2 separate regions of the Mus musculus genome follow, and region 1 is linked to region 2. Evidence: chromatin loops called from intact Hi-C (ENCODE). Cell type or tissue: gastrocnemius. All regions are shown on one strand. Links, peaks and the distances in the headings refer to the core of each region. The heading gives the core; the rest is flanking DNA. Region 1 overlaps Gm20757 (predicted gene, 20757). Region 2 overlaps Cfap54 (cilia and flagella associated protein 54).

Evidence for each region. Peaks named below come from ENCODE experiments on the same cell type or tissue, not always from the same donor. Only the 100,000 strongest peaks of a DNase experiment are listed, where the experiment ranks them.
Region 1: a loop joins it to region 2, with 18 times the contacts of the local background. A loop is called at or near these places in 28 of 42 quality-filtered maps.

Annotation. Positions count from the first base shown.
Region 1 is chr10:92,302,782-92,314,296 of GRCm38, reverse strand. The region is part of intron 2 of Gm20757 (predicted gene, 20757); the gene reads left to right. Among named protein-coding and RNA genes, the nearest start is that of Gm20757, 67 kb to the left of the region's middle. In gastrocnemius, for the core only: a CTCF peak has its summit at 6,220 (motif pointing left); DNase peaks (open chromatin) are centred at 1,786 and 5,551.
Region 2 is chr10:93,008,031-93,019,545 of GRCm38, reverse strand. Cfap54 (cilia and flagella associated protein 54) reads left to right here. Exons shown (of 68, transcript NM_001347060.2): 20 at 2,935-3,111; 21 at 8,029-8,121; 22 at 8,346-8,531. Among named protein-coding and RNA genes, the nearest start is that of Gm40739, 61 kb to the left of the region's middle. In gastrocnemius, for the core only: no CTCF peak of the experiment used is centred there; DNase peaks (open chromatin) are centred at 4,924 and 6,685.

The DNA of each region.
Region 1 (11,515 bases), core at 1,562-9,561, 710 kb after region 2:
TAGAGTTTAGTTGCAATATGGTCATACTCATTCATAATGTTTTGCATATGACATAGCTTATAATACACAGTTGCAGTACAGATCATCTGGGCTGGGAGGTCAGAAAATATTTGCTACCTGATATTTTACACAAGTGAGCAAGGCTGTGCCCATACATGAACGGCAGGAAATTTGCTTTATTTCTATATGTACCTCACAATCAATATTTATTGAACGAATGATTCGTCAGCTCAAGATTTAGCTAGGTGGCACAATTCAAACAATTGTTTTTAGTTTTGTGTTGAGATGAACCATGGTGAATAACCATCTGATAGTGGGTTCCTGCTTTCCACTCACTAATTAATTCAGTCGATGATGATTTTTAAATACTGTCTTTGTCATTGAGATGCACAGTGAGCAAAACTGACGTGATCCTTTCCTTTATGGAACTTAGCATCCTTGGAGGAAGACAGACATCAACCCACTGTCAAGGTTATCCTTTTGGTTGTTGTAAGAAAACAGGTGTCATGTAGTGCTGAATGCCTGTCCCAGGGAAGCAGCCTCCATCAGATAGGTCAGGAAGACAGCTATTTGTAAGCTCCAGACAGAAGGATTGCAAGTTCAGAGTCAGCCTGGTTAACTCCTAAATCAGCAGACAGTGGGTCTAAATAAAACTATAGTCATACAACAACAACAATAATAAATAATAATAATAATAATAATAATAATAATAATAATAATAATAAGCCAGAAGAACTCAATGGTAGAGCTCTTGCCTAGCATGTGCAAGGCCCTAGGCTCAATCCTTATTACTGAAACCAAACTAACAAGCAAACAAACAGATTAAAGTAAGAGTATCCCAGGATGGAAAAATCTCTAGATGACCCTGTCAGAAGGAGCTTGGTAAAGTGAGGGGAATGAATCAGAGGAGTTTCTCAAGCTGAGAGGAATGTTATGAACCCTGCTGGGGAGGAGAGGAAGGTCAGGACGAGAGCCTGTAGGGAGTTCTGTTCTTATTCTGTGAACTCATCTTCCTAAGAGATACCAGCCTGAACAAATCCAGAAACAACAGCATGGAATCAGCACCCAGATAGCACCATGAATGAGCACACAGAAGAGAACACAGAAGAACAGGCAAGGTGGTGCCAGAGGAAGGCAGGTGGGAGGAGACAGGCTTCAACACCCACTGTTAGTGGTTTCAAAGCCTACCCTTTCCCTCTGAGACAGACCGATCTTTCTGCTGACAGCTGCTTTCAACAATTGATTGTGTATTTCTTAATAAATCAAATTCTAGAAAATGACAGTCATGTTCTTAAATATTGTGATAGCTGAGACAGTAGCACCTAACACTCCTGGTTTTTTTTCAATTTCTTTTTCCTAAGCCCCCAGTTCATGCACAGTGCTGTCTCCTTGAGTAACCACTGTGCATACAGTCCCACACACTGGAATGTTGGGGTTGAGGCTCTTCGGTCACCCCCAGGTGCCGGACTCAGTAGCTCATTCATGGTGCTATCTGGGTGCTGGTTCCATGCTATTGTCTCTGAATCTGTTCAGGCTGATATCTCTTAGGAAGATGAGTTCACAGACTTGGCGGCAACCAGCCAGGACTAGGACAGCATCAACACTTGCTGCTGTGTTTTGTTCTGAAATTTGGGAATCGTTGGGGGTGCTCTTCCTGGCTGCGCTCCTCTCATCTGTGTGTTCTGTGGCAAAGAACTCCCTACTCCTTTTCCTTCTCCTTTGGAGAATGTGGACTGTGCTACCAGACAGAGGAACTGGTGGGGTTGAGCAGGCTCCGACCCCAGGGAATTGCAGAATTGAGAACTGCAGGAATGGAGCCAGCTCCCTGCTAAGCTCTACTTGTTCTAGAATGTGTAACCACAACACCCCACTGAGAGGACAATCATAAAAACCCGGAGTTCTCCGTGCTAATGAGACATTTAGAGAGGCCTCAAGTGTTCAGCCCATGAGCATCCCTTCCTACACGTTCCCTCCTGCAAAAGGTATTTAATTCCTGATTCACCCTGAGTAAAGTGTATCTATTCACATCTGCTATCAAGTAGAATGGTTTGGACAAACACAGACTGTCTCTTCATCGAGGACTGCTTTATCTAAATAGTGCTGAGAAGGACTTCTTACCCAGCCCCTCCGTACTGTCGGGACTCACTTCTAACCAAGCCCCTTGAGGCAAAGTGCTTAGCCCCCACATTGTCTCCCCACTAGGTCATGAAATGTGCACTTTTCTCTATTGCCAGCCTTGCCCAGTGTGTGCAGAACACTGGTTCCATCACCAGCACCCACCAAAATGAACACTCACAATGCCCACACTCAATGGGAAGTATAGACAAGAAGAACAAAAGTTGAAGGCTAGTCTTTTCCATAGCAAGATTGAGGCCAACCTGGAAGACATGAGACACTGTCAGAAAAGAATTCCCTTCACTTCCCAGCTAAAGGACAGAGTCTCATTTTATTCAGACCCTTGAGCTAAATGAGGCTGGCTAAATGGAGGTGTCATTAACATGGGAGATTTCCTGTTGTAAGCTGTGGCACCATAGTTGATAGAGAAGTCTCTGGAATCAGCAAGAGCTTGGTCAGCTTGGCCTATTCCAGGCAGCTAAATGACATAAGAGGATGTCATGGTTTTATGTCTGGTAACACTCTAGCTCACATCCTTCATTTTCTGTTTGATTAAACCATTTGAATGGCATCACAGACATTTCTTAGAGAGAGAGAGAGAGAGAGAGAGAGAGAGAGAGAGAGAGAGAGAGAGAGAGAGAGAGAGAGAGAGAGAGAGAATCATTCATTTCTGACTTGCATGGTTCTGGCCTAACTTCAGGCAGGCTAGCTTTGTGTCTAACCGAGCATCTGTGTTCGCATTTGCATTGCAACTAAATGAGAAACTATAGGCTTAAGAATGATGTCAATAAAATACAGATAAATTAACCTATCTGATGGAAGAGAGACCCTCTGGGGTTCAACACTCTCTTCAGAGGGTTTCTTTCTTCAGTTTCAGTTTTGGTCTTAACTATCCAAACATGTATATGGTGCTCAGATGTAAAGGTCAGATCTCTATTTCTCTTCATCTTCCTTCTTGAGCATGTTCTCTCTCTCTCTCTCTCTCTCTCTCTCTCTCTCTCTCTCTCTCTCTCCATTTTTTTACATTGAATTTTATTTAGTAATTTATCATTCTTTGGTTCACTGGCTTGGTTTTTTTTTTCAGTCTGACTGTGATTTCATTAATCTCTTGGTTCAGAATGCAATCGTTGATTGTAGAGGGAAAAACAGAGAGAAAAGCAACCCAGATTCAATTTGGGAGCGACTCTGATGATCAAAGAAGAAATGAGATCTGTGAACCATGGAAGAAGAACTCAGACAAGACTGATATTCATGACCTTGCTCTGTGTTAAGTGGCCAGAGCATCACAGTCAGTGGAAACGGTGGTTCACAGCCTCTTGTTCAGATGAGAATGAGAGGGAAAAGATTGAGGGAAAATATTTTAAATTAGATGACAGGGCTTTGACTGAAACTATTTAAATCTTAGATATTTGTCTGAGCAGAGCTGATCTCAAATCGATGATGGTCCCAGTGTCTTTCAGGGTTAATGAAATCAAAGCAAAGTTGCCATTTGTTTTCATCTCTGGAGTTGGCCGGTAAAAATCTCTGTGGTCTTCCATAAAAATCTAACCTTGCTTGTTTGATTCTCAGCCATCCTGGAGACAGAACAGGAAGAATAATGCCAGTGGGCTGTGTCCTCTTGCATTAAGCATGAACAGGATGCCGAAATCATGACACAGCCAGGGTGAGAATGAGACACAGGCAATGACACCTTTACAGGGCCTGGGATCAACTAGTTGAAAGACCAAGTCAAGGAATTACAGTGGCCCGTTGAGTCACACAGCTTTAAAAGTGTGGCTTCGAACCATCAGAGGAGGCCATACAATGGTTAATTTGTGGCAAGCCTTGAAGGAGGGGCACAGAACAAGTGCAAACCTGGTATAAGGCATTGCCCCAAATCCAGGTGACAGGAATTTCTTCAGGCTTTCCAGTCACCAATGGGGCACATGTTTCTCTGTCTGAAACGAGGCATGATGCAAATTAAAAAATACAAAGTCTTTTAGTCCGAAGAGGTCTATTTGGACTACACTGATAAAATAGTATTTTTAAAAACACTGTGTTAATGAAAGAATCTCCTTTGTCTCTACCATCATAGCTCTGAATAGACTAACCTTTTTCTGAAATCTTGCCACTTCAAACCAAAGCTACTTGGTTGCAGACTTGGTCTGAAATTCAGTTGTTGTTCTAGAAGCTTCTTCAGAAATATTTATTAAAAAAAACACTAAAACATAACAGAGAGTACTGTAACAGGGCATGTTTGAATAGAAAGCATGTCTGGGCTTCTTCCTCTATGCATAGGAAAGAATTGTGCCTGTAATTGCTGGCTGGCAACATTGCTTCAGCAATATGGAACCATGATGGATGGTTCTCTTTGAACGGGTCTGGCTATTTATTATGTATTCTTTTCATCATCATTGTTTCCTAGCTCAGAGTAGAGATTATGATGGTTTCCATTGTAGTTTCTTATTTTTCTTCATTTACGGCCCTGAGAAATGAGCTGAAGTCATTAATGAGGACACTAAAGGACACTTCAGTTCTACTGTGCCCACCCATCTGGCTCTATCTGACACAATGAATGGGACCATCAAGCCACTAATACATCTTTCTGGGAGATGGAGAGATGGATTCCCGAGACACAGGCATTCTGCCATAATATGCTACATCCATTGCCCGTCGTTTTACAGCTGCAAGTTCTGATAGGTTGGAAGTTGGTGTCCTGCTAACGCATCCCATTAACTCCCTTGTCAACATTGGTCTTCTTGCTAATGATTGGGCAAAACAGACTTTAGAAAAAGGACTTCATTCTATTTTTAGGAAGGTCAGGTTTCAGTCCACAGCAGGAGCGTGGTGGTACATGCCTGTAATCCCAGCACTCAGGAGTCAGAGCAAGTAGGATTAGAAGGAAGTTCAAGGTCATCTTTGGCTACATAGTGAGTTTGAGGCCAGCCTGGGTAACGAAGACCTGTGTGAAACAAAGCAAAGTATCATAGACTTGGAAGGCTTTCCCCAGTGCTGTTTTTCTTCTGATCACTTTATGAGTTTGTCTGTTAATATTTAATATTCTAAAAAGATTTAACTCTGATATAAAGCTTTTTAACCTGCGATAATGAACTCAGCAGAAATAGTGCTGTGCCAGAGATGTTGATAGGAAGTGATGACATACCAGTAAAACATTTAATAACATTGAGATAAGGGGCAGAAGAAAAAAAATGGGATGACACAAGACTTGATTAAAATATCAACAGAAGAACAGCACAATTAGTTTGAGCCAGAGCCCACAAATGTGGCTCCTTGGAATCCAGGGTGGGGTTGTTTTTCCCTTTGCCTGTCTATGATGTGTGTTGTGCAATCCAGAGTTCGGTGGAGGGAGATGCTGGACCAGTGAGAGCTGCATCACCAGATAGCCAATAAGAGCTGGGAATGATTGCATCATTGGCTGCCAGGATGGAATGTGAATTCTGCCCTACCTTCCTCCTGGGTGACTTTGGCACAGAGCCCCCACTACAATAGAAAGCTCGAACACCACTGGCCGAGAGTACCTCTGAGTATGGAAATCTATGAGGAATTTGGTACCTTGACTTTGACTCGGAACTCTTGTTTATGATTTGAGTGTCTCGTTATGGTCAAAGCAAAGGATGAGAACTTAACACATCAGTGTTGTTCTAGTTGTAAATCAAGCAGATGGGTAACTTCCAAAAAGTCAGGTAGCTGTTTTGTAATCTGATTTTGAATGGCATGGCTGCATCAGAAGATAACTCCTCTGACCCAGAGTTTTAAGGGATTGTCAATTGTTTACTGATGGATTGATTGTTAGCTATACAACTAGTGCACTCTTCCTTAGGATATCGTTTTTCTTTTCTATTGTTTTCCCTGGAAGTTACAAACAGAATTTCAGTAAAAACAAACCTTGCAAGATTCCTAAGAAAGAGCCAATGTAGGAAGCAGGATCTGAAAAGATGCATGCTGTGGTAGAATGACCACGGGCTCCATAGACTGCCAAAGTTTTTCGTCTTCCTCCTCCTCTTCCTTCTCCTCCTCCCCCCTCTTCCTCCCTTCCTTCTTGCTCTTTTGCATTTATTAAAATTTAACCATGGCCTGAATCTGTTAATAGTGACCTCTGCTGTTCAGAAGTAGTACTACAAGGATCCAGAGATGATAGCAATTAGGCTTTGTTGGATTAGGGAGAATGGATGAACTGGAGTTATGTGGAAAATGTAAGACTCACTACAAAATTATCTGCTTACAAAGGAGATGGCAGCGTGGGAATTGCTAGTCCATCCAGGAGAAGAATTTGAGTGTTTGTCTCATTGCCAGGTTGTTTGATGCTTGGTGTTATCCTTGACACCGCCCCTCTAGATGGCATGGGATAGTTAGAACTGGGAAGCCAACTAGATCTCAGAATGACACAGGTCATTTTCAGTCTTGAACAAATGACATCATTACGTGTCACTAGTTTGTCTGGGTTACCTGAAATAAAACCTTGTTATTTTTTGAAGGAACAACAAAATGCAGTAAAGTTATATATGCCTTGGAATGGAATATACATATACACATACACATACACATACACATACACATACACATACACATACACATACACATACACATACACATACACATACACATACACATACACATACACATACACATACACATACACACACACACACACACACACACACACACACACACACACACACACACACACATATACATATAATTGAACAGTGGTACTGCTGAAACTAAGATTCCTGGAATCTTGTGCTTGACTGAAAGGATTTCTCTATGCATCATGTAAGATAAGTATTACAGAGGCATTTGTGACATCCAAGGGAACCGTTCCTTCAGACACAGAGACAATCAAGATGGCTGTGTTTCAGGATCAGAACTTCCCTGTCTAGTATATATCAGTTGAGAGATAACGGAAAGACCATGATTTAAATAATTTTAATTTGCTCTGTGCGAAAAACTTGTCACTGAGTAGTTTAGCTCCTTTAGGGATAAATATTAGCCACTTTTAATTATCTTAGCTTTTGTTTGTGATTTCTATGTCCTTATCAACAGCCATACTAGCTGCAAGATACCAGATCTCATCTGATTTATCAGCTTAGAAATATTTATGGCATATCTCTCATCAGTCTACATATGTATATTATAATATAGTAAATGTGGCCTTTGGAATAAAGCTTTAGCATTTATAGGTTCTTCTAACATATTTATAGTCACAAGTCAGAAACCTCATTTCTCTGCACCCCTGCTGTCACATCTGGAATGTATGTATGCATAGTACCTACTGTCAAGGAAAACCTCAAAAGACAGGACAGAAGCAGATAGAATGAGCTGTAATAGCCAGCAATCATTGTCTTCTACCAAGCCTGTCTGAAATCTATTACCGGCCTGACTAGGTTCTAGCTCCTTTCCCATAATGTAAACAGTGTGACGAGCCTGTGTACCACTGTCCAGTGGAGAAGAGAACCAGTAGAATTCTAGTTAGTTGCCTTGTTTTATTTAGTATTAACTGGTTCTGCAAGCAGCTTAGCAACACCCCCTGGCTTCTATTTTTTTTCTATCCTTTAGGCTGATAATTCTTGTTTTTATAGCTTGCATGGGGTATTTTTTAATCCCCCTAGTTTCCTTAATAATGGGTGACATAAAGCCTGACACATGCTTATTATCTATTTGTGTAAAGATTATGTTTTTAGCATCTTAAAAATTGGGTTGTGACAAAGCAGCATGAAGAATTTTTGACAAAACTAAGTGAGGGAGGGCTAGGAGAGAGACTCCTTCTCTTTGGCTACCAGACAATTTCACTTCTTCCTCTCTCTTCCTCACCCTCCATCCCTCTTTCCTTCTTTTCCTCCCCCCACCGTCCAGTGTAAAAGTGGGGTGAGTAGGCAGATTGGCTGACCCCGGGGCTGGCAAGGATTCTTGGAGGAAGACCTTGTGATGACACTGTAGTAAATCCTGTCTGCCAACACAGACGCCATTCCTCCTTTAACCCGGCTCTCTACAAATGTCTACTCTTAGTGTTACTTTAGAAATATTTTTTCTTGGTTGTCCAGCTGAACGAGAAGGCATTATCCCTTCATCTGACATTTTAATATGCACTGAACCCAAGGTAGCATGTGGAATGGGGCTCTAAGAATTATCGATTGATTGATCGATTGGGAGAGGACAATGGAGGGACTGCTGGGACTCTAGTTTACTTGGCACGATGCCTCCTCACATTTTAAAGAAGCAAGAGATGGCTATGTTGAGTTGCTGTAGCTATCTCCAGAAAAGCTTTAAGTCCTCGTAGTTGTTGTAACTTTCAGTTGAAATGAACTTCCCTTCCTTGCCTCTTGACATAAGCTTGAAGTCTCCTTATGACATTGTCTTGCCTCCCCACCCTGAAACTGAAAGATTGAGAGATTCCCACCACCAGCTGCTACATAGCCACACTTGGAGAGCGCTTCTGCTCTGGCACTTGTCTCTCCTATTGAACATCTTCATTGTGTCTCTCTCTGCTCATTGTAAAGAGAATAAAAATCCCACTCAGAAGATGTGGGTCCTCAGGTGCGCTCCCTGTGCGTGGGCCTCAGTTTGGTACTTAATTTGTTCTGTGATCTTAAGACACTGGATTTGCCTCAGTTTCTGTTTCTGTAACAGCGGGAGAGCTGTAGATCTACTCAGAGCATTATTGGATATTAAATTATCTGAGAAGCATGAGGTTCATAATAGCTGATGTTAAGTGCTTAATAAATGTTACCTTCTACCTCATGCTTCACATATATGCCTATATATCTATCTGTCTGTCTGTCTGTCTCTGTCTGTCTGTCTGTCTCTCTGTCTGTCTATCTATCTATCTACAATTTAATGCTAAGGATCAAGCCCAGGGCCTTGTGCACACTAGTACTCTACCACTGAATCACACCCGCAGCCTCTACCCTGTGTTTTTCTTTTTGACATATTTTCTTCCTGAAATTATGTGGCTTTGGAAGAAGTCTGTCTTAACTGATGTTTGCATCACTGGCTCCTAATGTAGTTCTGTATATATGTGTGTGTATGAATGTAATTAATCATTGCCAAAACATTCATACACCATTAGCCACTCAGCCTATTTAAAATGATCATTTTGTGTTTTATGCATTCATTCTATAATCACAGATTTTCAAGCAAATGCAATGACAGGTTAGCAGTGTTTTTTTTTTCCACAGAAATACATTTATACCAGACCCATAAGTATTAAATCTCTTCAGTTACTCACCTCAACACTCTCATTATCAATCATCATCACCATCAACTTTATCACTTACAAAAAATGGACTAAAGGAGACAAGAGGTAATTGTTTTCAGTTGTATTATTCCAAAGCAGGATACCTTAGCATGTTTGAGAAACTAGCAGAAGGAAGATCACTCTCCCAATTTCCCTTGACACTTGTCCTTAAAGAAGATTGGTAGACAATCATTCAAAGGAGCCCCCTATACTCAAGTGCTTAGTCAGCAAGGAGATATCTACATTGCCAACCCTAATATTCCCTGCAAGGCTTGGTAAACATCATGGAAGAGCTGAAAGCAATATTTAAGAGACACAGGCAGGGAAAGATTGCTGAGAAGCAATGTCTTGGGACATGACAGGGCTGTCACACTTATTAATTCCCAGCACCTGTGGTTGCTGGCACGAGATCTATACAAGGTCAAGCAAATCAAGAGTCTGGCTTGAAAAGAAAAGAACCCTGAGAATCCCACACCTAGGAGAGGAAGGAGCTACTGACAATTGATGACCATGGTGGGAGAGAGAGTCCTTTTTCGTCAGCAGTGTGAACCATCATATGTTGTTCATGCTTCACTGGGTGGCAACCTCTGCACATGCACACATGAGTAGCATTAATTGGACTCAGGGGAGATTAAAAAAAAGAGAGAAGAGAAGAAGTAGAGACAACATGAAGTTGGGAGAGGAAGTTGGGGGGTCTTGGAGGATTCGAAGTGAGAAAGGAAGGGGTGTGATCTGAAATCGTCATATTTGTGTATGAAAATACCAAGAAGTTATGTTAAATTCACTTTAGTAAAGAGAATCATTCTAACTTAAGGAACGGACCAACAATCTACAGAGTTGCATGGAGAAAACCAAGAATCCAAGCAAACAGGTAGACCCAGGTTCTCTACAATTTTATTGGACTTCTGGCTAGTTATACTTTTTTCACAACTATTCTTTGGTTTTTAAATCATAGTCTAGGAAGCTGTACTTCCTGCTCTTTGTTTGAGTCTTCATTTCTGAAGGATTCTATGTCTTTTACTTGCTGAGTCAATGTGGTAGTTTGAATGAGAATGTCTTCCATAGGTATATATGTCTTCTTATATTTGAATGTTTTGTCCATAGCTGATAGAACTCTTTGGGGAATGGGGTCGGCCTTGAGGTTTCAAAAGCTGCAGCAGGTCCCTGTTATCTATCTCTCTTCCCCCCCACCCCTCACCCCCATCTCTGCCTCCTCCCTGCAGACCAAATGTAAGCTCTCAGCTATTGTTCTAGTGTCATGCCTGTCTGTCTGCTTCCATGCTCCCCACCTTAATTATGATGGGCACACCCTCTGAAACTGGAAGTGAGGCCCAGTTAAATGCGTTCTTTTATAAGTTGGCCATGGTCATGGTGTCCCTTTGTAGTAGTAGAAGATTATCTATTTTGAATAGTCTATTTGAGACTATTCAAAAGTACAGGCAAGCTCTAGTTATTTTCTTATTTATTTGAACTAGGAAACCCCATTACATTAATGTGGGCCAGAATGAAACTAGGGTCGAACCTGATGGATTTCTAGTTGCAATTTTTTAAGAGTCGTAGTGGCCATTTTGAAGTCAGGAAGATATTCAGACATGTTCACTGCTTGCTTATGTGGCTTTTGAAAAACTTCAGCCCCTAAACTTTCTCCTGTTTGAGGTACAATCTGTGCCTTATGATCTTTGACTTTATGAAACCTGCTTCCCCAGGTCCCCGAGTCTGTGTGAAAACATTCAGTGAAGACATCTAGATGCAAGTTTAATCAGTTATTCCTCAGCTGACAGACAAATCACACAGCTGTTTGGGTCCTGTTTCTCACTCTATTTGTGGAGACATATAGTACCTTCACAGATGTTTTGTGGTGGCCAGGGTAGTAAAATCACATAAAACATGTTTCTACACAGATGCACACGCCATGCATATAAGGTTGGAAAAAAATCTCTTCTGATGAGGGAGATCACATACTCATCTTGACAAGTCTTTGTGTCTACAAGTGAACATTATACTGTATAGGAGAGGGGTACATTTCCAATGACGATTTCCTAGGTGGGAAGGGAAGAGGGGATTAAAACATAATAATTGGACAGCATGGCTCATTGCTCTGTGAAAGCAGGAGGCACCCCTCTCCAGGTTGGGACAGGAGGGAGATCAGAAGCCTGTTGGATGGCC
Region 2 (11,515 bases), core at 1,165-9,164:
AGGATTATTATCTGAGCTTCGTCTGTATTCGTCTTTGCAAGACCACACATCATGCCCCACGCCTTCTCTCGATTCGTCTTTGAAACCACGCTGTTCATTCTCAGCAATGGTCCTGGCCAGGTTTCTCAAGGGAAGACGTAACCTACTTCTCATCTCCTTCTGAGGTGCACGCCCTCACGATGGGACCCAGACACACCCGAGGGAGGGCTCGGAGATGGATAGCGATCGTGACACTCCATCAGCGCAGCTCTGTGATCGTTGCTTATGTGCATCTTAATCATGCCCTCAAGATGGCATTACATCTCGCCATTAGTGTTCTGATGCACTGTGGGTGTGAGGCGTGTGACAAATGGATTTAATGTCAGCCTGTCTTCATAAGCACTGGCAAACTCTTGAAGAGAGGCAGGTCTCATTTTCTCTGATGAAAAGTACAGGCAGAGACATTTATATTTATACAGAATGTCTTAGGGCCTCAGTTCACGCCGCGCACTACCACTCAGATGGCCATGGGAAGCACGGTTGCTGCCTTGCTGCACCGCTGAGGAAGTCCCCTCGCATTGAGGGTCCTGGCTAACCTCTGTCTTCAGTCAGTAAAAGGGTCATTCCTCCCTTTAGGTTCGGTAAGCCCTTCTAATTTCCAAGGGCTGTCGGGAAAGGGAGGTTGGTTAGCTCTTTTCATCACGTGACTTGTCTGGGAACGCAAGTATTGAACTAAGACTTGGAATGGTTGTCCAGATTTTGCAGTTGTGAGACCTTGGTTTGCTAAAACATTGTTCTAGAAACACCCCTTTAAAACTGAGCCCAGCGGGTTCTGTGACTTTTTCCCTCTTGAGTTCTCCACCTTCCTTCCCCCTCAGATACTTTCTCCTCCTGTGTGGTTGAAGACCTTAAACCATCCCTAGGCACTTTCTCCTGAATGAACTCTCCCAGCAGCTGCAAGAGGAGCCTTCCCGAGTTGAGGCTTTATTTCTAACAGGCATTAGAGTTTGCCTTGAGTTCTGTTATGGAATTTATTTAACCCAAATCTAGGCCTTAGGTTTTTGCACGTTTCTTTCACTACTTTTTGATACAAACGTTGACATTCCTGTTAACATGGTTTAAATTGGGCCACATAATCTGAGCCAGAAATCTCCTCTTAAAGTTGGCCAAGACCCAGTCAGAGTGCTTTGAACGCATCCGTTTAAAGTGCATTGTAGTAAACGCGCTTCTTCGCCATCACAGCCCTGTGTGACTTTCATTTAGAATACAACGACTGAATCCAAAGACATAAACCAAGTATTGTTCCCATCACCAGGGCATTCAGAACAAGGGATGGCCATCTGGGTCTGCAGATAACATACGACACGATACCCACTGAAATGAGATTAGCGAAGACGAGTAGGAAGGGGTGCTCAGAACCCAGGGCTGTCAGAGATGTCAGTGGAGATGATGCTCCAGGAGGTCTGGAACCAGCTGACAAGATGTGATGCTTCTGGGAAGGGAGGAATGCACAGAAGTGAATGGTCTTAGAGGTTTAGGGTAAATAGAGGGGTAGGTATAGTATCTACAGAAGATTCAGACAGAAGACATGTTCACAGCCATTACAAAAATTCCTGCAGAGAAGTTTGCCCTTCAATAGGTCTTAGAGGATGTTTTCAGAGTCAGGAACAGAAGTTGATAAAAACATCACTCCATGTCCAGGCATTTATTTAGCGGGCTTGAAATCCAGTGAGCTCCAGATGTGATTCTTTCAAACCCTACATGCCCCCTGTGAGAGAAACAACACAAGCTTACTGGAGCAGAATGGGAATGCCTGGGATTTGGTAAACAGGCATTGGTCGCAGGAGATTCTCTTTCGCATTTGTCAACAGGGCAGAGCTTCTAAAAGCAAGGGAATGGTAGCCCTCCATCTCCTTTTGGGCTCCCCTGGAAACTTCCTTAGTGGTTCATTGTGAGCACCAAGAGTGCTATGCTAATACTCGGTCTATTAACTGAACTTACTATTTTAAGGATGCTAACGATTTTTTCCTAGTTTATTGGGTTTCTGAAAATTAGTCGTGGATATTTAAGATGCTCAAATACCTTTAAAAATAGTTATGACTTTTATTTTAAGTGTATGAGTGTTTTCCTGGATGTAAATATGAGCACCCAGTGTATGCTTGGTACACACAGTGGCCAGAGAGGCCATTGGATCCCCTGGAGCTGGGATTACAAGAGGTTGTGAACCAATACATGGGGGTTGGGAAGAAATGTGGGTCCTCTGGAAGAATGAACTGCCAAACCCCTCTCTCTACCCTGTTTAAATATCTTATAAAAATAAAGACATATGTCTGTTCTGCCTATGATTATCGAGACTAAAATATTACTATTATTATTTTAACTAGTGTTATTAGTATTGCGAGGAAGTTACACATCTCTGCTGATGCAGCTCATCTGACTTTAAATATGGTTTAGCACTGATAGTTTGGTATTGTCTCTGTATCAGAATCACAGAATTGACATCTTGATGATATAAACTCCCAAGGACACTCCTTTGATGAACCACATGTATCAATAGTCTTTATTTCTTGAGAGTCACATTGCAAGTTGTACTAAGAATAGGATTGTGGCTTATCAGTGCAAATGCAGGTATCTGTGTTATGAATTTTCAAAGCACAATAAAGTCTGATGGTAGATATTTTGTGGATTTAAAGACAAAATGCCCCCCATTAATAATATATGGCCATTGCATTTAGACATACGCGTCTGTTTCCATCGAAGACGTTCATTTAGTAGTCTTTTTTTTAATAGTCCTACAAACACCAGCCCATGATCCATAGTGACATGTGTATGTATGCCTCTGGGATTCAAGAAACGGTATATAGAAAGAGAGCGTTTACCACAAGAGAATTCTGCAAATATAGAAAAGGCTCAAGCTCCTGAAATGTATTTTTCTATTTTCACACTTCGTTACAGGAAGCGAATGCCTTAATTGAGAAGGTCGAAGCAGAACAAAATGCCCTATATTCCTATCAGAAGTTCTTGGGGAGCTCAAAAATAAAGAAGAGCAGAATTCCTCCCCCACCCATCCTGCTGGCCCGGACTCACTGCTCTGTGACCCTGAAGCCCGCGCCGTTCATCTCAGAGGTTAAGGTACCGTGCCCTCCCAGGTGCTGCCCCCACGCCACACGACCTAAGCGCTCCCGTGACTATAGTAACCCTTACCACTGTCGCTCTCAGGACCCAAATAATCTTACTTATAAGCACCAAACACCAGATATTTAGTATTTTCATGTCTTATCTATACTTAATTTATTCATGATATTCTCCCTTTATGAATTGTCTTCTAAAGCTATGTCAAACACACGGGAAGAGAAAAAACAGTTCCCTCTGTGTGCCTTTGTCACAGTGAAACTGTGCTCAAGGTAGAGAGCTGAAGCAGAATCAGACACTGGAGGAGGCTGTCTCCTCCGAGAGCCAGCGTTGGGGACAAAGCAGCAGGACACAGAATTTGAAGGTTGCAGGTCTAGAGATTCTGTGTATATTCTCCCCAGGTCATTGTGGAAACAAGAGACAATGGAGATGTCTCTTCAACTGCAAATCTTTCAGCATTTATTAGAACGAGCCTCATCTCCCATCCCCAAGTCCCGGACTCGGCCTAAATGGGAATACCTCTTGGGATTTCATTTCCTAACAAGAAATCAGCTCCAGCTAGTTTATATTTTAAATATCGCTCTTTTAGGCCCCCTTTGATGTTGGGCCACAATTCATTCCTATCTTTGATTATCTTTAGGGCATTTTGCACACAGAGACTTTGAAGTCAAGCCTATATAAGTTTACAATTCTAGCTCTGCTGCTAACCCACAGAACAACTTTACAAAGGCCAAATACAGTTTCAAGCTTCTCGTTTGTGAAGCATGTTTTTTTTTTTTTGTGAAAAGAAGCCAAGTGAGGGAGTGCTGGAGATGTGTGCAGTTAGTCGAGAGTTTGTCCAGCACCGATGAAGTCCCTGCTTTGTCCCTTCAGCCGCACAGACTAGGTGTGGTACCACAGGCCTTTAATCTCAGCGCTTTGGAGGTGGAGGCCGAAAGATCAGTTCCTGGTCATCGCAGGCCCCACAGCAAGCTCGCAGCCAGCTCGAGACATTTAAGAAGAGAGAGACTGAACTAATATATAACATTATTAACATTAGCCAACGACTTTCATTTACTTTTATTAAGCACATGAAGTAGAATTTATCAAAACAATTACTGGAGTTATATAGTCTGGATTGCATTATTTTGTGATTTTTTTTTGTTAATTCAATACAATGAGCTTTTCTTTTCTTTTGAATGTCTGTCTGCTGTCAAGTTCTGTGTGAGTTAACAGGCACCAAGTTAAACACGGGTGCGATGTGACTCATTCTTGAGAGTGATTTTTAGATGGATGGAATGGACTTTAGCTCAATGGGCGTGATCTTGTAGATGGACGTGGTGGACTTTAGGCGGATGGGCGTGCACCTTCGATGGATGGTTGTGGACTCCCTTGAGAACAGTTTTTGTCACTTCTTTGTTATTCTGTCTTTTGAAATTGGAGGAGAAATAGCATTTATCTCACATACGACTGCTGCTGTGAGGATGTTTTAGGACTAGGAGTTCAATTTTGGAGATTTTGGAAACCTGTGCTAAGAGTAAGGCTTCGCTGGTTTTAGAAAATTAGTACAGAACGAGGGTTATGCTATTTAGTGTTTGTTTTCAAATATTTTGGTTTAGCCCAAACCATTATTTGTTTTCAGTATTACTATTTAGTGACAGTTTTATCGTATGTTGCATGAACATAGGAAGACATTAGCTCCTTATATTTGACTTGTAGCTCTCGTGCTTTTTAAAGGCACATATATAATAACATTTATGTAAATTAGTTATTTGGAGAATTGGTTCAGGAAAGTTTGCCCGCTGCTTCCTCTCTATGACCACTAGGTGGTGCTGTGGGCTCATGTAAATTTTCTGGCTTGCTGGTTTGGCCATCTTTTGTCTCTGTGAAGCCTCCTCCTAAGCCATTACTTCATTAAAATCTGTTTCTATAGTTGCAAATGCTAATGTTACTTACATTGTCTATAAAATCTTATTTCCAAAGTTAGTGATTTGTTCACACCGTCTCTATTCTTATGTAGATTCTAATTACACATTGCTTCTTTGTGTTACACAGACTGGGAGCAAAATAAAAATATAAAATCTGCTTGTAATAATGCTTTTAGAGAGAATTTGCTCTTGGTTTTGTGTGGTATAATTTAGAGCAATAACAATCTGTCATGCAACACAGTCTTTCTGCACCCCGCCGGCTCCACTTCCCCCCCCCCCCCACGGAAAGTGTACTCTTTCTGTGTGGGTAAGCAAGGGATGCTAAGTCCGTTATTTCTGAGTTTGTGTTTCCTTTTCTTTCATCTGACCTTTACCTTTGTCCTCCAGCCTCCAGCCCCTCAGCTCTCTTCTTTCTCTCTCCTCCTTCCTGCTCATGATGGCTGGCACTCTTAATTAGTCACATGTATCATAATCACCTGAGAGCCCTTCTCTGGAAGCACAAAGGATTAGACAGGTATACCAGAAAAACCTCACTTGTTGAAGCTAGGCAGCCTTGGGTAGCTTGGCTAGTGGTCATTTTAGAGAGCATTCTATTCTGTACAAACTACTCTTTTAAAAAGCAACCTAGAAGCTGGGCAGCGACTGCCAACAACTTTAATCCCAGCACTCTAGAAGCAGAGGCAGGCGGATCTCTAATGAGTTTGGGACCAACCTGGTCTACAGAGTGAGTTCTAGGACAGCAAGGGCTACATAGAGACACACTGTCTCAAACAAACAAACAAACAAACAAACAAACAAACAAACAAACAAACTAATTAACAAACAAACAGCCTGGAGTGGAATCGGGTTGAGAGCCACTCATGGAGATAAGATGCCAGTTCTTGCTTGAGTCAGTGAGTTTTCTTCAGGTTTTCTTGCACACAAAGGTTGTACGAGTCTCAGTGCCTCACCTCTCTCCCAGCCCCTGTTGATTTCCTCATGTGTTTATGTCACATGAACGTCTTTTAGACGCGATCCCTTTTCTCATCTTGTCCCCTCAAGATGAAGCTGTCTTTGGCATTAATGTCTGGGTCTGTTTGCTCTGAGTTAAAATGCTCTGGTCTTTCTGCATCTCAGTTCCTCAAGACAGTAGCAGTTCCATCTCAAAGGAATGGAGTGAATATTAGCCGCAGGATCTTTGACAAAGATGCCTAACACATACGCTGGAGAGAATACAGCCTTTGCAAGCAAATTGTGTGGGCAGGACCAGGGGTCCATATGAAGAAAAATGAGACCAGAGTCTTAAACCTTGCTGTAAAAAATCAATTCAAAATAAGTCAAAGATCTTAATATGGCACCTGAAACTTTGAATTTTCTTTGGGGGAGGGCGCCTCAATATCTAGGCACAGGCTGTATTTGAAGAAAACTTTGTGGAAAGGACTGGGATAGCTCAGGCCAAAGAAAGATTTGACAAATGTGATTGCATGACATTACAGAACTGTGTACAGTCAAAGATGCAATCTGGTGAAGAGGCGGTTTATAGAAGGAGAGAAGTCCTGGCTAGTCATGGCACTGACAGAGGCTTAATGTTTAGATTATATAAAGGGCTTAAGTTTGGGGCTGGAGAAAGAGTGCAGTGGCTAAGAACACTTACTGCCTCTTGCAGAGGACTCTGGCTTGGTTCCCAGCACCCACACCAGGTGGCTCACAAATGCCCATGCCTCTAGAAATGGACAGACAATTCTCAAATGAGAAATTGAAAGTAGCCAATAATCATATGAAAAATGTTCACTATTCTTAGCCACTTAGGCAAGCCACCTAAAGCAGTGCTGAGATCCCGCCTCATTCCAGTCACAAGAAAACAAATAACAACAAGTGCTGGTGAGGATGCAGGCAACAGGAGCGCTTACACACTGCTGGTGGAAATAGAATTAGTTCCCGTTTCTTTGCATGGTGAAAATTAGGGTCAAAAGTCCCCAGAAACAAAAACACATTGTTACTGTATCACCAAGTTCTGGGCTTGTAGCAGGCAGACATTAAGGGATGCTTACATGCCTATGTTTTTAGCCATATTCACAATAGTTAAGTTTTGAACCTGCCTAGGTGTCCATCAACAGACAATGGGTGAAGAAAACAGAATACATCCATGATGAAGTTTCACTCAGCCATAAAAAGAATGACTCATGTTGTTCTTTAGGAAAATGGCAAAGATCATAAGAAAATGAATCAGACTCAGATAGACAACCAGTGCACGCGTCTCCCATTCTTAAATTCCAGCTTTTCTGTAGACACATTGACGTATGCATGCATGCAGGCTACGGGAGCAGAGGGGAGACTGGGCGAAGGAGTGAGAGCAGTAAGAGGGGAGGAGAAAGTGTGAGCGTGGTCACAGTGCATGGGGTACTTGTCTGAAATGTCTCTGTGGGACCCATCACTGTGTATAGCGGATATCGAGGGAAGCACATTCCAGCTTACTAATGTCAATCAGCAATAGTGATTAAAGTAGGCAATGATGTGGGCCTGGGGGTGGGCGTGGGGAAGGGCTCGGTAGGTAAAAGCGCTTGCTAAGCATACGATCTGGGTTCCAATCCCCAGAACGTATGGAAAGGCCAGGCATGAGAGTTTGTAATGCCAGAGTTCCTATGTGGAGCAGGGAGGGTGAGCTGGGAGGAGCGCTGAAGGCTCGTGGGCCAGCTAGTCTGTTGTTTTTATGTGGGGAAAACAATGGTCCTATCTCAAACAAGGTAGAAGGCAAGGACCGACAACCAAGTCTTCCTTCTGACCTACATACATCACACACACACTGGGTGTGTGTGTCTTGATTGTCTCAGGGAAGCAAGCCCCATGTTTGTCGTTACTTTGTCAAGATGTCGGAGGTGCGTATAAGCTTAGACCTTTGCAGTTTAACACACGAGTATAGTGTACCATTCTCTTTGGAAGATCGTTGATTTTGCTCCATCCAGATAGAGGAGGCCGAATGCTGTGAAACAGAGCGCAGAGCACAGGTGACAGCTGCCTCTCTCCCCTCCAGGCGTCCTGGTACTGCATCTTGGGTTGCAAAGCAGATGGAAGCTATGGGAAAGTAAGGCTGAACAACAACCACCTCCCAAACTCAGGAGAAGCGGTACGTATGTCACCCCCTCTGTCAGCAGGCCTTATCAAAGTCTTATTAACCACAACGGAGAGTGCGTTCCCCCTATGAAGTCATTACAGCCGTGGATTGACACTAATTCCAACTCGAGTCACAACTAAGCTCCCACAGCGAAGGAGAAAGGTTTATCCAATTATGTTTTAATAGTCACACTGCCTTAATTTTCTGAGTAAAAGCTGAAATGTTTCCGTTCACAGATACCAGCCGATGGCAGAAGCTTCTTTGAAATTAAAGGTTTGGAAACGAATGCACAGTACTGCTTTGCGATCGCTGCTTACTCGTCCAGCGGGAAACTCATTGGTGATGCTATTGGGGAGACAACGAAACCAATTCTCATTTACCCGCCTCTCTCTGCTGTCACCGCTCGGATGTACCTGACACAGGTAGAAGAGACGGGTGCTATTATCCTCTTTTTTTTCTGTGAAGTGTTTGCTAAGTAATTTCCAATGGAAGAAAGATCAGAGTAGAAACTCCACAACGCCTGCGATGCATATTTTCCCTGATTGCCGCTTAATTCATGAAACATGAATCGTTACTTCCCCCGTTAGTGAATTTGCCTTCTATAGAACATTTCCCCCCAGGAGCACAAATGTAATTTTAGACGTTTTGGGAACTATGGCAATGCATATAAATAAATGCTATCTGTTACTACCCAGAGTAGCAGATCTCACCCTGGGGCGATGTTGTCAATGTCTCGTGACATTTTTGGTTGTCACAACCTAGTGGGATGCCACTGGTGTCTGGCGAGTAGAGGCAAGGGGGATGCTGATAGAGCAGAATACAGTGTGACAGGGACGGCCTTCTGCAACAAAGAAGTACCCAACACATGCTGGGGATGTAACTCAGGAGTAAGAGAATCCTTGCCCGGTGTGCACAGGGCTCCAGGTTCAATCACAAACACTGTGGGGGGAAAATCCGATACAGCATGTCAGTAGCAGCAGAGTGAGAAACCCACATCTAGAGACTGCTTTTCATTTTATGTACATCCATCTATTTACCTATTGGCCATCTTATCTATAATCTATCTGTCTATCACCAGTCTATCTACACATGCATATATATATATATATATACCTGCACATACATATCAATTTCTATATATTATTCTTAACCATATATACTGTTTTATATATTTTCATTTAATGAATAATTTTTTCTTATTAGATTAGAAAATTTTCTATGAAGTACTTTTAATGATTTTTATCTTATTGAAATTGTTAATTATATAATCCCCCACTTCCCTCTCCTTCTCCCAACCCTTCCCATGCCTGCATGAGGTTCCTTTGAAGAATTTATGGCTTCTTTTATGTACCACTATATTGAGTCTTGTGGACATGTTGTAGTATCCTTAGTAATTCCTTACTGCTGGACTGAAAGTATTTTGTTAGTATATATATATATATATATATATATATATATATATATAAAGCTAAAATACACATTACAGCATGTAAATCTTTAACTGCACCCATGGCTGCTTCTTTTGAGGATAAATTTATAGGAAGGAACGTATCAGGTCAATAGATAGAGATGGACCCAAGTTCAGAGTCAAGCTCTTTGTTGTAGCCACGTGGTACCGAGCAAGTGACTCCATCTGTGAAGTGAGAGCAGTCAGAAGATGTCCACAGGTCTTAGGAACGTCAATGGAGCTACGTTTGTCAACTGTTTAACCATAGCGTCTGTCTCTCAGTGAACACACTGAGTACCATTATCAGTTATAAAGCTACTCACAGTTAACCTTCTTGCTGAGGTAGCATGTCACCCATGAGCAGGACAGAGACCCGACTCATTGACCCAGGTCTGAAGTATTTAATTTAAAGCCTGTTGCTGGTCCTAGAGTGGATGGCTTTTTAAATTGTATTGTATTTCTATTGTGTGCTGCTATTTTTTCTTTTAATAGTTGATTAGTATCATAAGCTGAGATCTCACAGGCCTTTTATATGATCACATTTTTCAAGGAAAATTAAATAGAGAGAATTGCTAGGATTCATCTAGCACTGGTGTAGTGTGTCACACTGCCTCATGGTTTTCTGGTATCTTGATTTCTTCAGAACTTAATATATTCCCCAATTTACAGCCGTGGAGTTATTGTGAGGCGTTGAATATTTCATCAGGACCTAATTTTTCTCCAGGGAGTGGTTTGACTCTTGGGTTCCATTTGGCAGAACTTTCATAGAAAGCTAATAAAGTGAGGTCCAGGCTACATCCCTGGGATGATGAGAAGCTCCGTGGGGGCAGTGACCTGCGTCTCCTTATTGACACTCTATTTGCAGTTCTTTAGGTCACCCAAGAAGGCTGATGGGTGCTCTCCCACAATGCCAAGTGGCCAAAGCGGGAATCTCTCACTTATTAAACCCCCTTAATTCTTACATTCAAAGATTGGGTTTTTATATGTTCTAGGTTAATATAAACCTTTTTTTTTTTTAAAAAAAAAACAAAACAAAGTACAATCCAGTTTTCATGACAGTGGTTAGGTTTTTAGTTTTAGGGACAACCCTGTTCATTAAAATATATTACCATAACTATTAGTAGTAAAAGATGAGCTATTTCCCCAAATGTTTCTGGTTAGCATGGCCTTGGGGGGCGTTCAGGTTGTAGTTTTATTCTACATTATTCTATAAACATCAATACACCTTTACACCTATCCCGCCATTGCTAATGGGCACAGCTTGCCTCGGTATCTTTGCTCTTGTGCACACGCGTCAGGGAACATACAGACACCTCTTTGGCATGTTGGCTTCTTCACCTTTAAGTGTCTGTTCAGTAATGGGGCTGCTGTTAAGTCTGTTTAGAATTTCTATGGTGCTCTGCAAACTAGCAGCGTCAACAGCAACGTAGAGGGCTGGCTCCCTTGCCCAAGTCCTCACTAACACTTGCTGCCAAACATCTTTTTGATAATGAACCACCTAGGAGGTGGGAGGTGATACATCACATGGTTTTCCCAAGCATCACTTTGGTGACGTATTCAGCCTTAAACAATGGGGAAACCTATGGACAGGCCTGGGGGACATGAAGGGACTAAGCCACAAGCCAGTCACAGAGAGATGAATGTATGAGCTCACGGATGGATGGATGGATTCTAAGAAAGTCAAGTTCGAAGAGGTAGAGACTAGGAGGGTGGATACAGATGTCAGGGCTGGGGATGGGTAGGGAAAGGAGAGACGTCGTTCAACAGGCATTTAAGTTAGAGGTAGGCAGGAGAGAGTTTTAATACTTAGTACTTGGGTACCTCAACAAGTGGAAGAAATGACTTTAATGCCACCAGTACAAAGAAGTGTACATTAGAGATGATAAATATGCTAATTAGTGCAATTAGGTCATTCCATGATGTATATACTCACCAAAACATCACATTCTCTGTTATACA